2 separate regions of the Homo sapiens genome follow, and region 1 is linked to region 2. The links are chromatin loops, found by intact Hi-C in ENCODE. Cell type or tissue: CD4-positive, alpha-beta T cell. All regions are shown on one strand. Links, peaks and the distances in the headings refer to the core of each region. The heading gives the core; the rest is flanking DNA. Region 1 has its middle 24 kb from the start of OCM. Region 2 overlaps USP42 (ubiquitin specific peptidase 42).

What was found. Peaks named below come from ENCODE experiments on the same cell type or tissue, not always from the same donor. Only the 100,000 strongest peaks of a DNase experiment are listed, where the experiment ranks them.
Region 1: it touches region 2 in a loop (10-fold over the local background); 14 of 110 quality-filtered maps call a loop at or near these places.

The regions. Positions count from the first base shown.
Region 1 is chr7:5,853,771-5,859,149 of GRCh38, reverse strand. It overlaps the pseudogene ZNF815P. Among named protein-coding and RNA genes, the nearest start is that of OCM, 24 kb to the left of the region's middle. In CD4-positive, alpha-beta T cell, for the core only: CTCF peaks have their summits at 2,328 and 2,532 (motif pointing left); DNase peaks (open chromatin) are centred at 459 and 2,489; H3K27ac peaks cover 678 bases.
Region 2 is chr7:6,107,756-6,113,134 of GRCh38, reverse strand. USP42 (ubiquitin specific peptidase 42) reads right to left here. Exons shown (of 18, transcript NM_032172.3): 2 at 1,761-2,010. The coding sequence starts at 2,001. Among named protein-coding and RNA genes, the nearest start is that of USP42, 5.5 kb to the right of the region's middle. In CD4-positive, alpha-beta T cell, for the core only: no CTCF peak of the experiment used is centred there; no DNase peak of the experiment used is centred there.

The DNA of each region.
Region 1 (5,379 bases), core at 136-5,135, 250 kb after region 2:
AATTCACTTAATCTCTCAGAACATCAGTTTTCTTCTTTTTATTTGATTTATTTTTTGAGGGACAGAGAGTCTTGCTCTGTGCCCCAGGCTGGAGTGCGGTGGTGCCATCTTGGCTCACTGCAACCTCCACCTCCTGGGTGCAAGCAATTCTCGTGCCTCAGCCACCCGAGTAGGTGGGATCACAGGCCCATACCACCATGCCCAGCTAATTTTTGTATTTTTAGCAGTGATGGGGTTACACCATCGCTACATTTCTCCTGGCCATCGTTGGCCAGGCTGGTCTTGAACTGCTGACCTCAAGTGATCCACCCACCTTGGCCTCTCCAAGTGCTGGGATTACAGATGTGAGCCGCCATGCCCAGCCTGATGTCAGCAAATTCTTTTTACCAACCCTCCAATCAACCACTTCCTGGTGCTGGGGCTCTGACACCTTGCTCACCTCAAGTGATCCACCTGCCTCAGACTCCGGAAGTGCTGAGATTACAAGTGTGAGCCACCACGCCCAGCGAGTTTTCTTTTCTCTTTCTTTTTTTCTTTTGAGATGGAGTTTCCCTCTTGTTGCCCAGGCTGGAGTGCAATGGCGCAATATTGGCTCACTGCAACCTCCGCCCTCCGGGTTCAAGAGATTCTCCTGCCTCAGCCTCCTGAGTAGCTGGGATTACAGGCGTGCAACACCACGCCCAGCTAATTTTAGTATTTTTAGTAGAAACGGGGTTTCACCTTGTTGGTCAGGCTGGTCTCAAACTCCTGACCTCATGATTCGCCCGCCTCAGCCTCCCAAAGTGCTGGGATTACAGGTGTGAGCCATCATACTTACCCATAACATGCTCATATTTTCATTTACCTTCTTGAACATACCAAATAGTTGTAGTAAGTGTTTTAATCTCTTTATTAGTTCTATCTTTGTCATTTCATTTCATTGATTTTTCTCCTCTTCCTGGGATATAATCCTTGCTTCTTGGCATACCTGATGATTATTTTTTTTCAGAGACAGGATCTTGCTGTGTCACCCAGGCTGGAGGGCAGCGGCACCACCATACCTCACTGCAGCCTCAACCTCCTGGGCTTCAGCAATCCTCCCACCTCAGCCTCTCAACTGACTGGGCTTACAGGTGTGCACCACCACACCTGGCTAATTTTTTAGTTTTACTTTTGTAGAGATGAGATCTCGCTATGTTGCCCAGTCTGGATCTTGAACTCCTGGCCTCAAGCAATCCTCCTGCCTCACCCTCCCAAAGTGCTGGGATTATAAGTGTGAGCCAACACTTCCTGCCATGCCTGGTGATTTTTTACTGGGCACCAGATATTGTGAATTTTACCTGGTTGGGTGCTGAATATTCTTGTTTAAAAAATATATTCTTGAGCTTATTCTGGGACATGGTTAAGTGACTTGGAAATAGCGTAATCTTTTTTTTTTTTTTTTTTTTTGAGAGTGAGACTCGGTTTGTCACCCAGGTTGGAGTGCAGTGACACAATCTCAACTCACTGCAACCTCTGCCCCTTGGGTTCAAGCGATCCACCCACCTCAGCCTCCCTAGTAGCTGGGACTACAGGTGCGCACAACCGCGCCCAGCTAATTTTTGTATTTTTAGTAGAGACGGGGATTTCACCATGTTGGCCAGGCTGGTCTTGAACTCCTGACCTCAGGTGATCCACCCGCCTCGGCCTCCCAAAGTACTGGGATCACAGGCGTGAACCTCCGCACCCAGATGCGTGGTCCTTTTGAGACTTGCAGAACTAGACCAACCCTTAGTCTAGGGCCAATTCTGCCGCACCACGAAGGCAACGCCCCTCTGAACACTTGATTCAATGCCCCAGGTATTATGAGGTTTTTCACTTTGCCTGCTGGAAACACGAACGGTTCCCAGCTTTTTGTGGACTTTGGAATTATTCTGCCTGTTTCTATTGTGTGATTCCTTCCCCTAGTCTTGCTCGGGTAATTTCCTCCATGTGTGAGGTGATCCCACTCAGCTTCAGAGTCAAGAGGTTTCCTTTGCAAAGCTGCAGAATTTGGGTTTTTTTGCATATCTCTCCCGCAGGATTCCATCCTGCAAATTCCAGCTGCTTTGGCCTGCTCAAACTTTTTTTTTTTTTTTTTTTAGAGACAGAGTCTCGCTTTCTGGCCCAGGCTGGAGGGCAGTGGCGCGATCTCGGCTCACTGCAACCTCCACCTCCCAGGTTCAAGTGATTCTCATGCTTCAGCCGCCTGACTAGCTGGGATTACAAGCATGCACCACCACGCCCAGCTAAATTTTTTGTATTTTTAGTAGAGACAGGGTTTCACCATGTTGGCCAGGCTGGTCTCGAACTCCTGACCTCAAGTGACCCACCCACCTCGGCCTCCCAAAGTGCTAGGATTATAGGCGTGAACCACCGCACCTGGCCAGGCCTGCTCACACTTTCAGCTCTGTCTCCTGCACTCAGGGAGAACACTGGGCTCTGCCCGGCTGCCCTCCTCCCGCGGCAGCTGGAAACACTTTGCCTCATTGGTTTCTCCCCTAACGGAGATCATGGTCTTTAGTGCCACCTATTGACCGGTGTCTAAAAACTGCCTTTGCGTATGTGTTGTACGGTTTTCTAGGTATTTAAGGCAAGAGGGTTAATCCATCTTGGCCATAAGTTGGGGAAGTCTCCACAATTTTTACAACATTTTGGGAGTCTGAAGGGGGAAGACTGCTTGAGACCAGGAGTTCGAACCCAGCTCGGGCAACACAGCAAGACCCCAATCTCTCCAAGAAAATAAAAATACTAAAAGTAGCCGAGCATGACAATGTGCGCCTATAGTCTCAGCTACTCGGGAGGCTGAGGTGGGAGGACTGCCTGAGCCCAGGAGATCCAGGCTGCAGTGAGCCATGTTGGCACCACTGCACTCCAGTCTGGGTGACACAGTGAGACCTTGTCTCAAGAAAAAAATAAAACATTTTAAGTTCCTGGAAGGGTGAGTTAGAGGCTATATAAAGAATTAAAGCTTTTTTAAAATCACATTCCCAAATTATTGGTCAAAAGGGAGCAGTGGGCCGGGTGTGGTGGCTCATACCTGTTATCCCAGCACTTTGGGAGGCCGAGGTGGGCGGATCACCTGAGGTCAGGACTTTGAGACCAGCCTGGCCAACACGGCAAAACCCCATCTGTACTAAAAATACAAAAATGAGCCAGGCGTGGTGGTGAGCACCTGTAATCCCAGCTACTTGGGAGGCTGAAGCAGGAGAATCACTTGAACTGGGGAGGCAGAAGTTGCAGTGAGCCGAGACAGTGCCTCTGTACTCCAGCCTGGGTGACAGAGCAAGACTCCATCTCAAAAAAAAAAAAGAATTAAAGCTTTTGGTGGCTCACACCTGTAATCCCGGTACTTTGGGAGGCTGAGGTGAGCAGATGGCTTGAGCTCAGGAGTTCAAGACCAGCCTGGGCAATGCGGTGAAACCCCATCTCTACAAAAATTATAAAAATTAGCCAGCCATGCTGGCTCACACCTGTAGTTCCAGCTACTCAGGAGGCAGAGGTGGGAGGATCGCTTGAGCCTGGGAAGTTGAGGCTGCAATGAGCCCTGATTTTGCCACTGTACTCCAGCCTATACAACAGAGCAAGACCCTTCTCAAAAACGAAAAGAAACTGCTGTTTCCTATGTTTTGTACAGTTGTAGGTATTTAAGGCAAGAAGGGTTATCCATCTTGGCCATAAGAAGGGGAGATCTCCACAATTTCTGTAAACATTTTAAGTTCATGGAAGGGGAATTGTGGGTTAGAGGCTATATAAAGTATTAGGATTTTTGATAATAAGAAAATATGGGCTAAGCATCGTGGCTGTAATCCCAGCACTTTGGGAGGCCGAGGTGGGTGCATCACTTGAGGTCAGGAGTTCGAGACCAGCCTGGCCAACATGGTGAAACCCCCATCTCTATTAAAAATGCAAAAAAAATTAGCCAGGCATGGTGGCGGGTGCCTGTAATCCCAGCTACTCAGGAGACTGACACAGGAGAATTGCTTGAACCCAGGAGGAGGAGATAACAGTGAGCCAAGATCATGCCATTGCACTCCAGCCTGGACAACAAGAGCAAAACTCCATCTCAAAAAAAGAAAAGGGCACATATGTGTGCGTGCAACAGAATACAGAATATTTATTTCCAGAGGAACCCTGACTTCTCCAGGCTCCTCGGTTTGTCCTTCTTTGTGGGCATGATTTATGCAGCTGCCTATAGATGTCACCACAGGAAGGCACGTCAGAGGTAATAAAAATCCCAGAGTGAGAACTGCGGCACCACGGCAGAGGGCCAGAGCACGAGTGCAAAGGCCCCGTGTCAAACACAGAAGAGGTTTTTGTTTTAAATCACGACATCTAATGGCTCACACCTGCAACCCTAGCATTTTGGGAGTCTGAGGTGGGAAGATGGCTTGAGCCTAGGAGTTAGAGACCAGCCGAGGCAACATAGCAAGACCCTGTCTTTACCAAAAATAAAAAAAAAAAAAAATAGTTGGGCGTGGTGGCATGCATCTGTGGTTCCAGCTCCTCGGGAGGCTGAGGCAGGAGGACCACTTGATCCCAGGAGTTTGAGGCTGCAGTGAGCTGTGATCACACCACTGCACTCCAGCCTGGGTAACAGAGTGAGATCCTGTCTCAAGTAAAACATAAAATAAAATAACATAAATAAAATTAAAATTAAAATAAATAAAATGAAATAACAAAATAAAATAACATCAGTCCACAGAACCCAAATCTTCGCCCAAGATAGAGTGACAGCCTTTACTAAAACAAATATGATCACCAGCAACCAAATTAAACACGGTCCACGTGAAGAGTGAATGAGGAAAGATTTTGGTTATGCTCAGGCATTTGGACCAGTTTAACTGAGGTCAAATTTTTTCAGATTTTTCTTTTCAAAAGCTGGTTGTGGAGTGGAGTTCAGGAGCATGTTCTTCATAAAGTGGCTCTTTGTGGGTCGGCCCTGGTGGGCGGGATTTCATCAATCTCACCAACCTCATTATCTAACATGCTGAATATGTAGCATCGATCAACGAACGAGATCCTCGGTCTCATGAAGTCAGCTTTCTGGGGAGGAGAAAAGAAACACAAATAAACAAGGAAATAAACGCCCAAGGTGGAAATAAGACAGCGTGAGGGTCAGGTTCCTTGAACTCACGTTTTTTTTTTTTTTTCTGAGATGGAGTTTCACTCTGTCGCCCAGGCTGGAGTGCAATGGCGCTATGTCGGCTCACTGCAACCTCCGCCCCCCAGGTTCAAGTGATTCTCCTGCCTCAGCTTCCTGAGTAGCTGGGATTACAGGCACCTGCCATCGTGCCTGGCTTTGTATTTTTAGTAGAGATGGGGTTTTACCATGTTAGCCAGACTGGCCTCGAACTCCTGACCTCCAGTGACCCACCCACC
Region 2 (5,379 bases), core at 56-5,055:
TTATAAGTTTGAAACCAGCCTGGCCAGCATGGTGAAACCCCGTCTCTACTAAAAATACAAAAATGTAGCTGGGCATGGTGGCGCGCACCTGTAGTCCCAGCTACTCGGGAGGCTGAGGCAGGAGAATTGCTTGAACCCAGCAGGCAGAGATTGCAGTGAGCCGAGATCGCGCCACTGCATTCCAGAATGGGCGACAGAGCGAGACTCTGTCTCAAAAAAAAAAAAAAAAAAAAAGAAACTTACTAAAGGACTCAAAAACAACATGGCGATCAAACTACTCGAAGCCAGGGGGTGTCCAATCTTTTGGCTTCCCTGGGCCACACTGGAAGACAAATTGTCTTGGGCCACACGTAAAATACACTAACACTAACACTAACGACAGCTAATGAGCTTAAAAAAAAATCTCAAAAAAACTCAATGTTTTAAGAAAGTTTACGGATTTGTGTTGGGCTGCATTCAAAGCTGTCTGGGCTGCATGCTCTAAGCCAAACAACAATCTAACTAGGAAATTCTATTGTATTTCAAATCTTCATGTCCTCAAATGCAAAAGTCTTGAAGTACCAACTTAAAGTGTTACTGTCTCATTTATCTGGATGAGTTTTAACGAATGTAACCACATTTGTATCATTATAACAAATGTAACATTTGTGTTACATGCTCTCTTTTTTTTTTCTTTTTTCTTTTTGAGACAGAGTCTCACTCTGTTGCCCAGGCTGAAATGCAATGGTGCGATCTTGGGCTCACTGCAACCTCTGCCTCCCAGGTTCATGCGATTCTCCTGCCTCAGCCTCCCAAGTAGCTGGGATTATAGGCACACACCACCATGCCCAGCTAATTTTTGTATTTTTAGTGGAGATGGGGTTTCACCATATTAGCCAGACTGGTCTCAAACTCCTGACCTCAGGTGATCCACCTGCCTTGGCCTCCCAAAGTGCTGGGATAACAGGTGGAGCCACCATGCCTAGCCTATCTGCTCTCTTTCAAAGAGCTTTATTACTACGAATGATTTTTAACTGCCAGGAAAAAAACAAAAACAAAAACAAAAAAAACTGGGTAAAGCTCATTTGTCAAAAGACAACCATTTTACAAAACACCTTTAAATTTGTAAAAGTCATCTACTTAGGAAACTAGAATAACTACTGGTTAACAAGTTATTATAATGCTTGCCCATCTCAATTCTCACCAAGATAAAGTTTATTCTTAAAAAAAACTGGAATAAAAGGGCCTGGCGTGGTGGTTCATGCCTGTAATCCCAGCACTTCAGGACGCTGAGGTGGGTGGATCATGAGGTCAGAAGATCGAGACCATCCTGGCTAACATGGTGAACCCCCGTCTCTACTAAAAATACAAAAAAAAAAAAAAAAATTAGCCGGGCTTGGTGGCAGGCGCCTGTAGTCCCAGCTACTCTGGAGGCTGAGGCAGGAAAATGTCCTGAACCCGGGAGGCAGAGCTTGCAGTGAGTCAAGATCGCGCCACTGCACTCCAGCCTGGGTGACAGAGCGAGACTCCGTCTCAAAAAAAAAAAAAAAAATTGGAATAAAAGAAACTAATAATATTCTAGCAACTAAAAACAATCTACCCTGTTGTCAGTCAATGACGAACAAGTAACAGGAAAACAAAGCCCATCAAGTAATACAACTCTGCTGGCCACTCAGGTGGCCTCACGCCTTGCAAAATAAGCCCCTCTCTGAAACCACCAAGCCCCAGCAGCATTTACACAGGAGTTTCTGGCGGTAATTCTCTCTTTTGAAAAACAGTACCTTGATCCTTTTGTGGTGATGGTTTTGATTTATCAGGTACAGATGAACTCGAATAAACTACAGCACCAGGTACTGGTCCTAAAGAAAGTGTGTGATTTGACACATCATTCAATGAAGACACAGCACCCCAGCTGGCAGAACCTGCATCCATGTCTCCAGGTGAGACTGCCTCGGAGCTGCCAGGCTGATTCTGATAGGCTGATGGGTCTGAAGATTCAGAAGCTTTGTCAACTATGGTCATTGTTCAACTCTGCAAAAGATGAAAAGTATGTATTTGTTTCATCAGGTGAGAAAAGCAATCTCCTTACCCTACCGTTAGATCTTGGAAGATCATTCCAGCCATTTTAAAGTGATTTTCAAACACATCACTCAAATATAAAAACAATAGTACTTTCTAACATTTCTGTAATAATCCCCTTGGGACATTTAGCATCATGATAATCTGAATGTCAACAATCTTTATTTTAAAATCTTCAGTGAAGTATTTGATTAAAAGAACTTCTCATTTTCATTTCATGCCCCCTAAAAGTCTGGCATTTCAGTTTATAATTGGACATTTCAATTCTCAGTTCTGTTTATTTACTAAGTACCTATATTTTCCTTCTATACTGCTTAAAACTAGAAAAATTATACACAGTAATACATTTGACTACATCTTCAATTTGAGTATAATTCCTCAGAGAAAAGCATCAACTACACAGAAAAAATCTAGACTTAATTTTGTGCTTAAAGTGCAAATGGCACCAAGTGAAATACATTATATTTTTTAAAATTATAATTATAGAGATCTCACCTTTAAAACCATTTTTCTGAAGAGGCTCATTTATATGGAATGTATGACTTTTTAAATAAAACCCGTAAGCCATTACTGATATCAAACTCAAACACAAATATCTGTTATGAAAGGACTTGATTATAATTTTCTTTCTGAGTCCTATTTTAAAATATTAGGGCTACCACTAATTGAGCATTTTCTATGTACTGGGCATTGCATCAACTGCTGGACATACATTAACTTAATTTTTATAAAGAACGTATGAGAGATCAGACAGAATCCCCAGGGCCTATAAAATGAAGCAACCAGTCAGCAACTGGGACTGAGAGCCAGGTCCAGCGTTCCCAGCCAGGCTTCCTTCTGGTTATGCCACCCTGTCAACAGAAGGCTTTTAGGGATATTTCTAAAATCGCCCAACAGTAGCCACATCTAGACATGCCACTCCTATGTAGAAAACCTTTCAGGAGGCCGGGCGCGGTGGCTCATGCCTATAATTGCAGCACCTTGGGAGGCCAAGGTGGGCAGATCGCTTGAGGTCAGGAGTTTGAGACCAGCCTGGCCAACATGGTGAGACCCTGTCTCTACGAAAAACAAAAATTACCCAGGCATGGTGGTGCACACCTGTAATCCCAGCATTTTGGGAGGCCGAGGCAGGTGAATCACCTGAGGTCAGGCGTTTGAGACCAGTCTGGCCAACATAGTGAAACCTCATCTCTACTAAAAATACAAAAATTAGCCGGGCGTGGTGGCACGTACCTGTAATCTCAACTACTTGGGAGGCTGAGTCAGGAAAATCGCTTGAACCTGGGAGACAGAAGTTGCAGAGAGCCAAAACCGTGCCACTGATATCCAGCCTTGGTGACAGAGCAAGATTAAGTCTCAAAAAAAAAAAAAAAAAAGGCCGGGCGGGGCGCAGTGGCTCACACCCCTGTAATCCCAGCACTTTGGGAGGCCAAAGTGGGTGGATCACTTGAGTCCAGGAGTTCGAGACCAGCCTGGCCAACATGGGGAAACCCCATCTCTACTAAAAATAAAAAAATTAACCAGGCATGGTGGCGCACGCCTGTATTCCCAGCTACTTGGGAGGCTGAGGCAAGGAAAATTGCTTGAACCTGGAAGGCAGAGATTGCAGTGAGCCGAGATCATGCCACTGCACTCCAGACTGACATAGAGAGACTCTGCCTCAAGAAAAGAAAGAAAGAAAAGGAAAGGAAGAAAGAACACCTTTCAGGAGTGGCCCAACTGCCCACAGCACAACATCTTAATGTCTGGACTTCACATTGTCTGACCTAATAACCTCGCCAAACACCCTCTCCGTCACGTTCCCACCATGCTGAAGTCTTGTTTTTTTTTCTTTTGTCCCTGCTGTCTCTGGGCTCTGCACATGCTGTTCTTTTCTCCGACTCTTTTCCAACCTTCCACCTCCAGCCAGTTCACACTTCCACTTCTCAGTTTAGACTTTACTTTCTCTGGGACACTTTCCTTGACATCACCATTCCCCCAAGACGGGGTTAGAAACCCCTCCTCAAGGCCCCCACAGCACCCTGTGCTGATTTCTACGGTACTGTGCTGGCATCTACTCCACAGCTGTTTTACTTGCTGTTCTCTACCATGTTCTTATTCACATCCTCTGACCTGGTGTAGAGAAAGCTTTCCATACATGTGGAGAACAACTTAATGAACAAAGTCTGGGAACAGAAAACAACTAGCGTTTGCTTTTAGCACCAGCTTGTGCTGAATGATTAACATACAGTATATCATTTGATCCTTAAAAAACTCTGGAGTAGAAATGGCCTTAAAAAATTTTTTTTTTAATATTGAGGCTGGGCGCAGTGGCTCACGCCTGTAATCCCAGCACTTTGGGAGGCCAAGGCGGGTGGATCACGAGGTCAGGAGATTGAGACCATCCTGACCAACATGGTGAAACCCTGTCTCTACTGAAAATACAAAAATTAGCTGGGCATGGTGGTGCGTGTCTGTAATCCCAGCTACTCGGGAAGCTGAGGTAGGAGAATCGCTTGAACCCGGGAGGTGGAGGTTGCAGTGAGCTGAGATCGCGCCACTGCACTCCAGCCTGGCGACAGAGCGAGACTCTGTCTTTAAAAGAAAAGGATACTGTAAAAGTACAAAAAAGTACTACCCATGCTATGAAGTAGGGATAATAAAATACCCATGTACTTTCCAAACTGGCTGCTCACAATAACTTTCTGGGGTTTTTCTTTTTTGTAGAGACAGGGTCTCACTACGTTGCCCAGGCTGGTCTTGAACTCCTGGCCTCAAACGATCCTCCTGCCTCTGCCTCCCAAAATGCTGGAATTACAGGCATGAGCCACAGAACCTGGCCAAATTTGTTTTTTAAAAGCATCAATTTTGTTACTTGTAATTTTTTTGTTTGTTTGTTTTGTTATGTTTTGAGACAAAGTCTAGCTCTGCCACCCAGGCTGGAATGCAATGGCGCTGTCACAGCTCACTGCAACCTTCTCCACCTCCTGGCTTCAAGTGATTCTCTTGCCTCAGCCTCCAGGGTAGCTGGGACTACAGGTGCGTGCCACCACACCCGGCTAATTTTTGTATTTTTAGTGGAGCCGGGTTTCACTATGTTGGCCAGGCTGGTGTAATTTTTAACTAGGGTAAGATTATCACCCAAAAAAATACAATCTTAAAGTTTCTGAACTCAAGTAGAAATAGAAAAGATGTTTGTCAATTTCAATGAACTAAGAAAACTGAATTGAAAATTTAAATCAATCAAAGGTAGCTGACCCTCAATCAGGAAGAAAGCTTGAGCCTTATCCTCCAAATACAGTTTACATTTTTCCTCATCTAATAGTTAAAAGAAATTATGAA